Regions from separate parts of the Homo sapiens genome. Here region 2 is linked to region 1. Evidence: chromatin loops called from intact Hi-C (ENCODE). Cell type or tissue: heart right ventricle. All regions are shown on one strand. Each heading gives the region's core, and the rest is flanking DNA. Links, peaks and the distances in the headings are about the cores only.

Evidence for each region. Hi-C counts contacts between places; a loop is a spot of excess contacts. Peaks named below come from ENCODE experiments on the same cell type or tissue, not always from the same donor. Only the 100,000 strongest peaks of a DNase experiment are listed, where the experiment ranks them.
Region 2: a loop joins it to region 1, with 2.8 times the contacts of the local background. A loop is called at or near these places in 48 of 110 quality-filtered maps.

The regions. Positions count from the first base shown.
Region 1 is chr3:11,560,362-11,567,136 of GRCh38, forward strand. VGLL4 (vestigial like family member 4) reads right to left here. Exons shown (of 5, transcript NM_001128219.3): 3 at 4,436-4,658. It also overlaps a transcript of ATG7 not described here. Among named protein-coding and RNA genes, the nearest start is that of VGLL4, 80 kb to the right of the region's middle. In heart right ventricle, for the core only: a CTCF peak has its summit at 4,925; a DNase peak (open chromatin) is centred at 5,009; H3K27ac peaks cover 2,232 bases.
Region 2 is chr3:11,630,728-11,637,502 of GRCh38, forward strand. The region is part of intron 1 of VGLL4 (vestigial like family member 4); the gene reads right to left. Among named protein-coding and RNA genes, the nearest start is that of VGLL4, 9.8 kb to the right of the region's middle. In heart right ventricle, for the core only: no CTCF peak of the experiment used is centred there; no DNase peak of the experiment used is centred there; H3K4me3 peaks cover 571 bases; H3K27ac peaks cover 2,500 bases.

The DNA.
Region 1 (6,775 bases), core at 3,866-6,365:
AAGGTGGTGGAGTATGTGGGCTAAGTTCCAGGACAGCCAGCAAGGAGCTGGTTGAAATCACCCCACAGGGACCAATGGTGACAGCAGTGTCAGCCAGAGGGACGCTGGGCCTTATCCTCCCCAGCCAGCCCTTTCCATTAAAGTTAGAGCAGTAGCTGGTATAAAGACACAAAAGGCTTGCATGCCAGACCTTCTCATGATAGACGACAGTGATTGGGAATGGTGAAAGTGGATTCTAGGATGAAAATGTGGATCCACAAGGATGAACTGGGATTGAACACAAGGACCTGTGCTTGGGTCTAACAAGAAGCGACACATGCCAGGGTAGGGGGGGATGTGGCTTAGCAACAGCAGACCAACCAAGAATTCAGGGTTTCTTAGTGGCCCGACACTTAGCAGCGGGACAGAGCTGCCCAGGGTTCGTACGGCCTCCATGGTGTGCACAGGTGGCAGCGCAGAGAGAACCCGGGCAGGTGGAGCTGGGCTGAATGTCCACGTTCTGCCTGTGGACAGGGCCTCGGGTGAGAGACTTCACAATGCTGAGCAGACAGGCTCGGAAAGGGGGTTGGGGACCGACAGATGAGGCCTGGAGCAGATCTCACACTGGCTGACCACAGGGGTCAAGCAGCAGCAAGAGAGCAGAATACCGAGACCTGGACACGCACAGAGCCAGGAGGAAGGAGGGCCCTGCCCCTGTCCAGCTCTCAGAGATGGCCAGGCCCTTCCTGAGCCTGGCTGCACCCATGACCTTGGGCTCTAGGAGACCCCCCCCCAGGGTCCTCCCAATAAAACTCCCTTTTGTGCTCAGCCGGCTTGTTCTTTGCAGCGAGCGTGTCCTGACCCACGCAAATGTGGGGAACTGGGGAGACATTTCGAGCACAGGGAGGGGGAATCAAGGAAGATGAAGAAATGAGCTCACTGTCCAGCCTTTATGTCAGTCTATCCAAGGCAGGAAAGGCCACTTCAGAAGAGACTCTCTAACAAGGGACCAGCAGGGCAGGCTGGCTGACTGGTATCAGACCACCTTCAGGGCATCTCCTGACCTGAGCTGGGGCGAATTGCCTTAACCGGTCACCTGCAGATGTGAAGATGTTCAGTGTCTGGGCATCCTCTCCTCCTCCCCACAACCCAGGCTGCAGGGTGGCCCGTGAGCCCTCGTGGGACTGGCTCCACCACCCCTCCTCCCCAGCTGGAGTCAGGCATCTTGCCCCTGCCTCTGTGGTTGAGTGCAGGCTGGGACTCGTCCACCTAGAACGGGCCCCAGGCCTCCAGATGGTGAGCGTTTATGGGATCCCGAGGCTCCCCTCCCCCACACCCTTATTTTCCAGATGGGGAAAATGAAGGCCAGAAACACCCTGTTGGAAGTTACGCTGCGGATTTGTGGCAGGGCCAGTATGAGCCCTGTCACTAACCCCTTCACCCGCTGTCCCACCCACCTGTGACTGTCCTCAGACAGAGGCTGCCCCGGGGGAGAGGGCTCCCACCACCTCTCCTATCTGAAAGCAACCCCCAAGGCTGGCTGCGCCAAACTTTTTTTTTTTTTTTTTTTTTTTTTAAAGACAAAGTCTCACTCTGTCGTCCAGGCTGGAGTGCAGTGACGCGATCTTGGCTCATTGCAAGCTCCGCCTTCCGGGTTCAAGCGATTCTCCTGTCAGCCTCCCGAGTAGCTGGGATTACAGGCACCCACCACCACGCCTGGCTAATTTTTGTACTTTTAGTAAAAACAGGGTTTCACCATGTTGGCCAGGCTGGTCTCGAAATCCTGGCCTCAAGTGATCCGCCGCCTCAACCCCCCAAAGGGCTGGGATTACAGGTGTGAGCCACTGTGCCCAGCCCTCAATGTGCGAAGCTTAACCCCATCTTGCCTCTCCTCACTGGCTGCTGCCCAAGGCCACCCTCTTGGTGTTTGTCTGTCCTGAGCTGCTATCACAAACATGAAATGGGGGGACACTTTCTGTAGCCTCCCCATACATGCCCCTCTGGGAACTTTCCTGTCCCAGTTCCCAGAGATCTGAGACACATTTTCTGCCACACAGAGGAAGGCTTCCACCGTGCCCACCCCACAGGGCTGCAGCATGCGTCCTGCCTGCCTGTGGACACAGAGCTTTGCTGTCACCCCAGGAAGCCCCCTCCCCACTGCCATTTCCCTGGCTCTGAGCTGCAGGATGACACCCAACAGACTTCCAGGAAGAGACCTCGGAGCTGCTGGAGCACAGGCAACGTGGCTGCTTGGTGTCCTCAGCAGGGCGCCCGAGCCCAGCTCGGATTGGTGTGCATGGCCTCAGCCCCGCCACGCTGCCGCAGGAAGGAGCCCCACGAATGGTTACGACATGAATGACATGTGCTGACAGCAGCCACGGCAAGGAGGGCAGGACTGACCAACCCCAGCCGAAAATGACAGCTCCGGTCAGGGCCACTGTGCCCTTCCCAGGAAAATGGGCAGCTTGGGGTACCCCGTGGCCCCTGGCTTTGTCCTCAGTCCAGGCCAGGATCCCATAAAGATATAGCTGGGGGGTCGAGGTTCTTCCTCCTAGGAAAGCTGCTCAGGAGCCCCAAGGCACAAGGAGGGGCCCTTGCCACGTGTGCCGTGGGCAGCCAGGCCCATTCCAGGCTGGGGAGAGGGAGACAGGGTAAAGAGAGTCAGGCCACTCTGTTCAGCAGTTCAGTTTTTGCAAAGCAACTGTGACCGAAAACCAACTGCAAGATTCTCAAGAGCCCTGAAGAGTCAAGGAAATAAATCATCCAAGAACACACTAAGCCCGCCAAGGGCCCACCCTGACCATGTGGGCAGAGATAGCTTGTAAGGCTCACAGTTATGTCCCCCAGGTCATCAAGGGCCAGAGGCTGGATGTGGGTGCTCCGAGATTACAGCTGAATCCTCCCCTCCATACCCGTGTCCTTCAGGGACTCCCCAACAGCAGTGGCAATGGCCAGAGAGCCAGGTTCTGCCTGCACGGTTCAGGCCATGGCTCATGGCAGCATTACAATGCCTGTTGAGCTTCCCAAAGCAGAAAGGTCCACTGCCCACCCCGGGGAGCAGTGAGCGGGTCCCTGTGGGTCGCACTGCGCACACGCCTCTGTTCCAGCCCCTGCTGCTGCCCAACAGCACAATCCTCTCTTCTCATGTCCATTTCCCCAATTAGACTGGGAGCTCCCTGTGGCCGTGACAGTGTCCACACACACGTCTCTGGCTGCCCACAGCTCTGCTCTGCAGAGGGCTGGGTAAATGGTGAGCGCTCGTAAAACGTTGAAATGAACAGCAGTGATAACTTGGCCTCGGGTTCCATCAGACACATCAGCGATCTCTCCTCCAGACTAAAACTGAGCGTGCTGAGAACAAAAACTGCATCTTGCTTGACTGGCTTCTGGTACCCCCTGGCACACAGCAGGGGTCTGTGCCATTTTGTTAAATGGATGAATCAAACAAACAGGATTACCATGTCAGGCTCTGAGGCAAGATGGGCAACTGTTCTCAGCTTCACCAGGATTCCCAAGCACCAGAACCACCTCTCCCAACTCCCAGGGCCTACCCCACCCACAGTTTCAACAGACCCCATCAGACACGGACACCAGGCAGTGCCACTTGGAGGGAAGCCCCGGTGAGGCCACAGGGACACAGAGGCTCTTGCAGCTGAATGCACAGAGCCCGGAGGCACCCCCTCGGGGCACGGCACCATCCTCTCTGTCAGTCTTAGCAAATGCTGACTACTGACTAAGGACCTATTAGGTCGCAGTCCCTGGAGATTCGGAGAGCTCAAGCAGTAATTTTGAGCCTCCTCAATGCTGCTGCCTTCTCCCATATATTTCCCCAGGAACCCCATTTTTAAAAAGATTTGTTTCTACCAAGCAAGCTGTGTTTATTAAGCAATCATTTAATTTCCTATTTTCCTTTCATAGAAAAAAATCCCTATGTACCAATCATAGGCTTCTGACCAGCATGGGCTCACAACCCTGTGACCATCAACTGTGCAGGACCCCAGCCCAAGGCAAAGCAACCTGACATTTCCCTTCATCCGCGTGACCGTCTAAAGGAGAAACGTAGGACCCCCCCACCCGAGGATGACTACATTCATCCTAAGAGAATCAGGCCTGCCACAGAAGACTGCTGGAGGAAACACCTCAGTACACCACCCCTGTACTGGGAGAGGAAAGAGATGAAGCCCCAGTGACATTCACCTTGCCCAAGGCCGTGAGTGCTAAGAGGCAAGGCCCGGGCAGGTCTGGGCAGGAAGTAAAAGCAGAAGAGGACTCCTGTTCTGCTGTCCCTTGTCCCAAGTGCACAACAGAGGCGAAGGGTGGCATCCCTCACCACCTCCCTCCCTCACCACCTCCCTCCCTCACCACCGCCCTCGGAGTCCTCTGCTCGGGGCTCTCCATCCAGCCCAGTCCCCCAGCCCCTGGACTCCCCACGCCACCCTCCCAGACAGAGGCCCACCTGCTGCCGCTCCCCCGGGGTCAGTGTGGGCGAGAGGCCGGCTGGCCTGCTGGCGTCCAGGCTGTTCTTGGTCAGTGCGAGGGGCTGCTCCAGGCCAAGGCTGGGGAGGGAGGTGTACAGGTGGCTGCCGTGCAGGCTCATGGTGGGGGCCACAGCGCGCTCGATGGGGCTGCGGCTCCGCTCCCGGGGGTCTCTGCGGCAGTCTCCATTGGCAGTCTTGTTCCTGAAAAAGAGGAATGGGCATTCAGGGGGCGTTTTCTCAAAGGCAAAGGGGACAGTGACTGTGCGCCAGGCACTCCGTGTTGCTTATTTAATTTTTTACCCTGAAGCTCAGGTCGTGTGGCTGGGCAGCACGATGAGGAGCCGGTTGCCAGCCCGGGTCAGCCGGACACCAAAGCCTCTGGGTGCCGGAGAAGCTGCTGCCAGCGGAGTCCAAAGTCAGCTCCATAGAAGATGGAGCCCCCGACTCAGTGGCGTCCTCTGCCTGACTCTGTGTTCACTTCTATAATAATCTCCACTCCCTGGGAGCCTGGGGAGCTGGAGGCCAAGCTGGTTCGATAAGGACCTGCCATTTGGACAGGACGGGGACGCTGACAACGATCCAGAGTCACTGGCTGCGTCCTACATGCAGGGCCCTATTCAAAGCCTCCACAGCACTGCTCAGCCCATCTTCCTCACAGTACTGCTCAGCCCGTCTTCCTAACAGCACTAAGCAGGCAATGCTGCCACCATCCCCTTTCCAGACCAGAACCCCAAGACTCAAGAGTGGTGGAATAATCAGCTCAGACTCCCAGCTGACATGTGGTGGCACGTGCTCTGGGGTTCCCGGGGTGCTGTAGGGAGCCGGCGCGCAGCTCTCTCGTCCAGGACACACGAGCAGGAGTGACCTGCGTCCAGAAGGTCCATCACTAGCCCTGGCCATGTGCTGAGCACCCAGGCGATGCCACGTGGAATCCAGGTGAGACAGTCAGCACCACCTCCATCTGATGTGTTAGTCTGAAGGCAGCGTTACGTGTTGCATCTATTAGACACCAACCCCACACAGGTAAGCCATGGCCAGCCCTGGTCCACCCTCCCTGCTTTATTCCAGGGGTCCCACAGTTCCATCTGCCTTGGGTCTTGCCCCTTCAATCCACCATATTATCCGCTGACAGAGTAACCTTTTTCCGTAACTCATGAGCTGGTCATTTAAAGAAAAAGGTGGTGAATTATGATTTGAGTGAATTTTAAGAAATACAAATTATTTTCAGAGTCTACAAGTAGTCACCTGTCTTAACTAGCAGAAAAGCCTAGGCCTGCCCTGGTGAAGCAGCAGCCACAGCCCCCGTCCCGGACTGGCTGAATATGTTACACACACAATGAATGTTACACACACAATGTTACGCATGCACACAGAATGTTACACACACACTGAATGTTACACACACGCACACCACACACACACACGCATGTGATAGGCGTACCTTTCTAAAACTGTAGATTAACTTCAGTTGTAAGAAACAACACACGGCCATCCCATGCACCCTTTACCTTGACTCCCGCGATGGTGACATCTTGTAAAACTACAGTACAATATCACAACCAGGATATCGACAATGAGACAACTACCAACCTTATTCAGATTTCGTGTTTTGCTTGTATCCATTCCAGAGCAATCTCTTTATAAGGCAAATCCAACCACATCCAGCCCTTAGTGAATGTTTTTAGCAGCTCAGCACGGGCCTTGGTAGCCTCTGGGCCTGACCACCTTCCCGTCCTCATCTCTGGCTTCACGCCTCCAAATGTTGTGTTCCGTAGTTCCAACCATCTACTTGCCATTCCTCAAATAAGATGCGGCCACTCTCTGCCTCTGTGGCTGTGTACACGCGGTGCCGCTCTAGCCTCCCTCCTCCCCGTCCTGCGCTGCCAACCACAGCTGCAGTGTAGAATCCCAAGGCGCCCCGTGCAAACCTTTAATACAGAATCCATCCCCCACCGTCAATGATCTCTTCGTCTACGCACCCGCCCCTCCTCACACACGGCAGCCTCTGAGGGCGTCGAGTCCCTCCTGTCTCATTACGCTTGCTACCAGGGGTGCACAGAGACTTAACGGGTGAATGAAGAGAAGCAGCATATGGGTGACCGTGTAAGAAAGGCAGGTATCGTGGAGTGGAACTGTGGGTGGGCAGAATCATGGAGAGCTGGAGGGCTGAGGAGTCAACTGGAGGCGCATTCAAGCCTTTAGATGGACCCTGCGGCCCAGTCGGTGAGCTGCTAAGGGCTGAGCAGGAGAAGCACCAGAGGGGGCCTGAGTGCAGCCTCGGCTGTGATGTTGTGATGTCATTCTGCGCCATCTCCAGC
Region 2 (6,775 bases), core at 2,753-5,252, 69 kb after region 1:
TAACCACTTTGGAAAACAGTTGTGCAGTTGCTTAAAAAGTTAAACGTACCCAATAATCCGGCAATTCTACTAAGTATTTACCCAAAAGAAATGACCACATATGTCCACAAAAAGCTTGCATAAAAATGTTCGAACACTGTACAACAAAGTGTACCTCTTAAAATGGTTAAAATAATACGTTTTATGTTATATATATACTTGGCCACAGAATAAACAATTCTGAGCAAGTTCATTCATTATAGTTGAAAACCGGAAACTTAAAACATCATCCATCAAGTTTAGAAGAGATGAGCAAATTGTGGTATACGCATAAGACGACAATGCCAAAGAACAAACTACTCCAGGAGCATGCATGAATCTCAGAAACACTACGTTAGGCACAAGAAGCTGGATCCAAATTACTTTATACGACGTTCAAGACCAGGCCAACCTAATATATAACTGCAGAAGCCAAAACAGTGGTTCTCTTTGGGGGATGTGCGTACTGACTGGTAAGGAAGCTCGAGGAGGCTCAGGGGCGATGAGAATGCTCTCCCTCTTGATCTGGGTAGTCAGCCCCAATCAAAAAGACTATTAACAATAAATACAGAATAATGGAGGCCAAAGTTTAGACAGCCCAAGGCCAACCACTCATAACCAAAACTTAAGTCATCCTGATTTCCCCAAACACTAAACCTAAATATAAAAGAAACACAAATCTGAGTTTTTTGTCCTTATCAGCAGATAAGGACAAAAATAAGGTTTGATAAGGATCAAACCCATCAACTAACAACAAATCAGCTTAAACAGCTGTCTGCCTTAAGGATCTATACATGACAGCCATTCATGAAAAAGGTCAGGTCATTCCTCCTTTATGCTCTAAACTGCACCGTAACTGCTATAAAGTAAGACTGTGACATTTTTGGGTTTGAGGTCTCCCAGTCCATGAACTCTCCTCTTGTATGTATGAGAAACACTTAAAATTCTAACTTGATCTAATTTTATGTTTGACAAAACATGGGGGGAAAAATTTACAAAGCTATACCCTTAGGAGTTCATCATAATTAATTATGCCTCAATAAAAATAAAGGAAGAAAGAAAACAGAACAAGTGGAAAATCCCAGTCCATTATCCCAATTAAGCCCCAGGTTTGCATTTTATCTAGCCCTCACGAAGTACTCCACTATCATGAGGTCAGAGCTCATCATCAGAAATCCCCCTCGGAGTGCTGTAGTGTCTGTCCTATTCAAGGCAGCGTTAGGTCTGACCACAGTATTTTCAGAACATACAACTAATCCATCAATTTCTTAAGCCTTTTAAAATTCACTGAACTTGGCCGTGCGCAGTGGCTCACACCTGTCATCCCAGCACTTTGGGCAGGCAGATCGCCTGAGGTCAGGAGTTCAATTCCAGCCCAGACAACACAGTAAAACCCTGCCTTACTAAAAATACAAAAATTAGCCGTGTGTAATGGCACGCACCTGTAGTCCCAGCTACTTGGGAGGCTGAGGCGGGAGAATGGCTTGAACCCAGGAGGCAGAGGTTGCAATGAGCTGAGATCGTGCCACTGCACTCCAGCCTGGGTGACAGAGCAACACTCTGTCTCAAAAATAAAAAAAAAATAAAATAAAATTCACTGAATTTAAAAGTTCTACATATATTTCATTCCTATTAAGACCCAAGACGAACCATTTCATCTTTCTTTTTAAAAAAGGCTAATAATGCTTCAATAAATGCTAGTTCCCAGTATAGTGACAGATACAATGGAGTGAGGCAGTCTGACTCTGGCCATAGTTAACAGATCAAGGAAAAAAATCCCACACTCCTAAGATTCCAAAGAAATTTTCTGCAAGTTTCCTTAATGTACTTTAAAATCCTTCAGAAGACCATGGGGAAAATAAATCATCCTCTCAAATTCATATTCTGAAGTTTGAAAATAAAAGCAGTTCCTTTTCATGTTTGGATATAGTCACTCTGAACAGTAAATCAGCTAACAGACATCAACCTGGCATAAGACTCTTCATAACCTGTAATTATCTTCTTTATTTCCCTGTTGCTCATCTGTCTCCCCTGCTAGAACATACACTCCATAAAGTCAGGGATCTTGCTGTCTGTTTTGCTAGCAGCCATATCCCCAGCACATAAAACAGTTCCTGGCACATAATGGGTATTAAATATTTTCCCATCAGTGATCAGTTCGTTTAGCAGACTGTCCAAAGTCAAGTAACTAGAAAGCAAGACGAACAAGGGCAGCTATCTGTAATCAAGCAGCCAACTTCAAATGTTTTCCTACAGAAGCTAAGTCCTAAAGAGTTTTTCTTCTCTCTCTTCCCCTCTTATTAATATTCCTCCTTTTCCCAGCTATCTTTCCTGCCTCTAAGAACAGTATTCTAAGAATTAAGAAACTCACTTGTATCACCAACTCGCTGAGTATCCTTGGGCTAGTCAGGCAATTTCAATGCTTATCTTTAGTCAAAAGACACTGGAGTCATTCATAAGGAGACAACACTTGCCTGGTGTGAAGAACGAGTAGCTGCAAGACAAAATCCTAGCCCTCCCAGAAATTAGAGTAAGCCAGACAGAGGAGGGAGGTAACACAGCGAGATAAATTCCATGGCAGAAGTATGCACAGCATGCCATGAAAATACAAACACCTAATCCCTCCAAGAAGGCAGAGGAGGGCCAGGAGCGGTGGCTCACACCTGTAATCCCAGCACTTTGGGAGGCCAAGGCGGGCAAGATCACGAGGTCAAGAGATCAAGACCATCCTGGCCAACACTGTGAAACCCCGTCTCTACTAAAAATACAAAAAAATTAGCTGGGTGTGGTGGCACGCACCTGTAGTCCCAGCTACTCAGGAGGCTGAGGCAGAAGAATCGCTTGAACCTGGAAGGCGGAGGTTGCAGTGAGCCGAGATCGCACCACTGCACTCCAGCCTGGCGACAGAGCAAGACACCGTCTCAAAAAAACAAAAAAAAGATGAAGAAAAGAAGGCAGAGGAGAGGAGGGTCACTTTCCAGAAGAAGCCCTTGCCCTTGAGGGACTAATAGGAGCCACGAGAAAGGAACAGGGAGATTTCAGATAGAGGCAAAAGGGCTTACTCACAGGAAGCAGTTTCACGTTATGTGGACTGCAGGGTGTGAGCGAACATGGAAAGTAAGGCTGAAGAGGTAAGCCGGAATGATATTCTGGTAATATTACAGATGTAAACCTAGAAGAAGATGAGATTAGAGGCAGGGAGCAGTTTAGAGATTATTTTAGCAATTAACAGGAAAATTAATGGAGACCTCGTAAGAGAGGAGTTCCCAGGACCTCTTCAACCTATTCCACCCTTTGCCCCAGGTGACCACGCTCACTCAAAGCTTCAAGTATTCTCTATCCAAGTATCTCCAGCAGCAGCCTCTCCTGAGCTCTAGAACCATATACCCAACTTTCTATTATTTATCTCTTCTTCGAAATCTCAGAGCCTTTAAACTCAACGCAGCCGAAGCTAAGCCTATGAGCTCACCCCAGAACCTAGTCCTCTTCCTGTGTTTCCTGTCTCTGCAGATGGCAGCACCACCCATCCGCTTGTAGGAGCTGGAAACCTGGGAGGCACCCTTAGTGTCTCCTACGTCCTCTCCCTCATCCGCTGTTCAATCCATCACCAATCCCTGCCAGGCTCCTCCCCTAAGGATCTCATACGTCTATCCACTGCTTTCCTCTGTGGCCACCGTCAGAATTTGCCTTACCCCTATCTCTTGCCTAAGCCAGTGCACCAGGTTCACATCCTCTCCTATTACTATTTCATCTCTTATTCCCTTCCAGTCCATTCTCAAACTGTGACAAAAGTTTGTTTTTAGTGCTCATCAGCCTGCGTCACCCTTTTATGCCCGCCTACTCACCCCGAGGAGCTCCATCAAGCCCCTCTTCACTGGTGTTGCTCACCATATGTGCACCAGCACCTTATTTCTGAAGGAATGAGGACTCAGGTTTTTTTTTTTTCTTTTGAGACCGAGTCTCACTCTGTTGCCCAGGCCAGAGTGCGGTGGGATGATATTGGCTCACTGCAACCGCCGCCTCCCAGGTTCAAGTGATTCTCCTGCCTCACCCTCCCGAGTATCTGGGATCGCGCACCAGCATGCCTGGCTAATTTTTATATTTTTAGTAGAGGCGGCGTTTCACCACATTGGCCAGGCAGGTCTCAAACTCCTGAGCTCAAGCAATCTGCCTGCCTCAGTCTCCCAAAGTGCTGGGATTACAGGCGTGAGCAACCGCCCCTGGCCAGGACTCAGTATTTGAGCAAAGGGAGGCAAGAATTTTAAGAATTTGTAAAAAGTCAGTATTGCATGGCATAAAGAGACTAAGGTAAAGACTAAAAAAGACTGAACTTGCCACTAGGATATCATTTAGTGACCGTGTCTGGAACAAATTCAACAGAGTTGTGGGAGCAGAAATCAGAGGACAGCAGATTAAGAGGGAAAGGGCAGAAAGGGAGTAGAGGTGAGCTGGCCTTCTTCCAATAACGTGGATGGCAAGGACGATACAGTCTAATGGCTGGAACAAACACAAGATTTAGGGAAGGGTTTGTTTTTGTTTTAAAGTTGGGAGAGACTTGTATAGGAGCACATGATGAAGGGAAAGAAGCAGGAGAGGAAGAGGAGGGTATCAGAACAGAAAGAGATCTGTGAGCACCAACAGAACAATCTGCCTTCATTTCCCCTGAAGGAAGGAACATGAATGGTGATGAATTCAGAAGAGCTTGCAGGCAGGGAAGCAACATGTGGTTCTTTTATTTTCTCTAAGATATAGAGCAGATTCTTCCAGCTCCACAAGAAGGTCCTCTCCCACTCACTCTCTCTTTATTGGACAAAATATAGAACCAAATACTGTATGCACTGTATCAAACACCAAGAGCGCAATGCTTGATGTCCACTGTGAGTTCTGGAACTTTACCTTGTTCCCTACCAGTATCAGCCCTCTTTTATTGGTATGAAGCCTCTAATAGAAAAAAGCCTCCCAGCCTGGTCTCCAGAAACTGGTGTTAACTGCTCCGAATTTTGAATTCAGCAGAGCTGTGCTAGAAAACTGCACATAAGGTTTATACTGAGAATGACAGCTATTTTCCATTCCCTTTACTTTCTAGTCGGTAGAACTTAAAGCCTGGCACAGCTGCTATTACATATTCCTTAAACAGCGAACCAGATCATTCTCGTGGGTGATTTTAAGCATTAGAGAAGAGGTCATAACTTTTCAGCAGGAAAATAAAACAAAGGTTCTTTCTGGGGTCAGCCAATAGTTTATCAGTGGCTCATCAGAAAAACAATAGTTTAAAAGGACTTGCGTAGTTAAGAATGGAAGAACATGGGTAAAGAAAAAAACTGCTGACATTAAAATAGAATTTTAAATTAATCTCTTGTCGCGTTAATAGTACTGCCATATAATGGAAGATGCATTTATTTTCTAAGGGGAAAATGTCCAGAAACTTGCACTCATCACTCCCTTAACTGTTATCAGGGAAGAAGTGTAGAGTCTCCCAGCTGGATTATGGGTAGTGTAAACATCTTTGCTAAATTGCTTGGCAGAGTACATCTGCATCAAACCATTAGAGTCTGGAATTCACTCTATTAAAATCAAATCATTAGCCAAGAAGAATTAACAGGAAACTATTTTCATGCAAAACAGATATAAAATAAAAATCAAGAGCAATACATGAGTAATTCTTTTTCATTCACAATTTTAGATGGTGCATAATGCAGAGTATTGTTTTAGAAACGTGCTGCTCTCTAACAGCCATCTCTATACAATATAGGGTATTGTTTGGATACTGGAGCAATTTAAGCTTTTTCTATGTATCCAAAAGTCCCTGGATTAAGATCCAAAGAAACCTGGCACAGCAACAAAGTTGACTTGTAACACATCTCAGCCTTTAAGCAAATTGTTTATTAATGCAGCAGGAAAGTCGCTGTTCAGGCCCTAAGTAAGCTATGTATCTCCGGAAGTGTCCCCCATGTTGCATTCTCCAAAACTGTGCAGAATTTTCTCCTAGTTTTCCATTACACCAAGGATGGTGGGAGGGCTTCAACAGGTGATGAAGAATGTGAACAAAATACTAACTGAAAAAAAAGTTCTTCCCAAAGTATCACCAACTCTGTTTAATAAACAGTGGAGCTACAGATGAATGAGAAGGGAAGCTGGGACATATATTATCTGTATATAATGTCTGTATATCCCACAGCCAAGAGTTCTCACACTCAAAGAGACGCTGGCTTCACATGGAGAAAACAACCTCTCAGGATGTGTGCACTACTTTAAAAGATCTCACAAAAAAGATACAAAAGAAGGCATACAGGCATCTCCCTATACAGGGTAAAAAAAAAAAAAAAGCTAGAATTTGTTTAGAATTAGACACATGGTAGTAAAGGTATAAAGAAAAGCAAGTTACAACTGTGGTGAACTCTTGGGGCTGGGAGGGATCTGATCAAAAGATAATACCTGGAAGGGGCGATTTACTATTTCTTGACCTGGCCATAGTCACCGGGTTGTTCATTTCTCTAACCATAAAATACACATTTTTATACACTTTTCTGTATGTATATTTCATTATAAAACATGTTGAGAGATCGATCCCTAATACATTTCTTAGTAGAGTATAGGCATTCCATAAATGTTTAATAACAGAATGGATAACAAAATGGTACTAGTACTAAGTTTTCTCTAATCACTTACTAGATATATTTCAGTTTGTCATGTTTACAGACTTCTTTGCAAACAAAAGAGTGAAATATTAAGAGTTTGGAACGATCCTATGCATAGC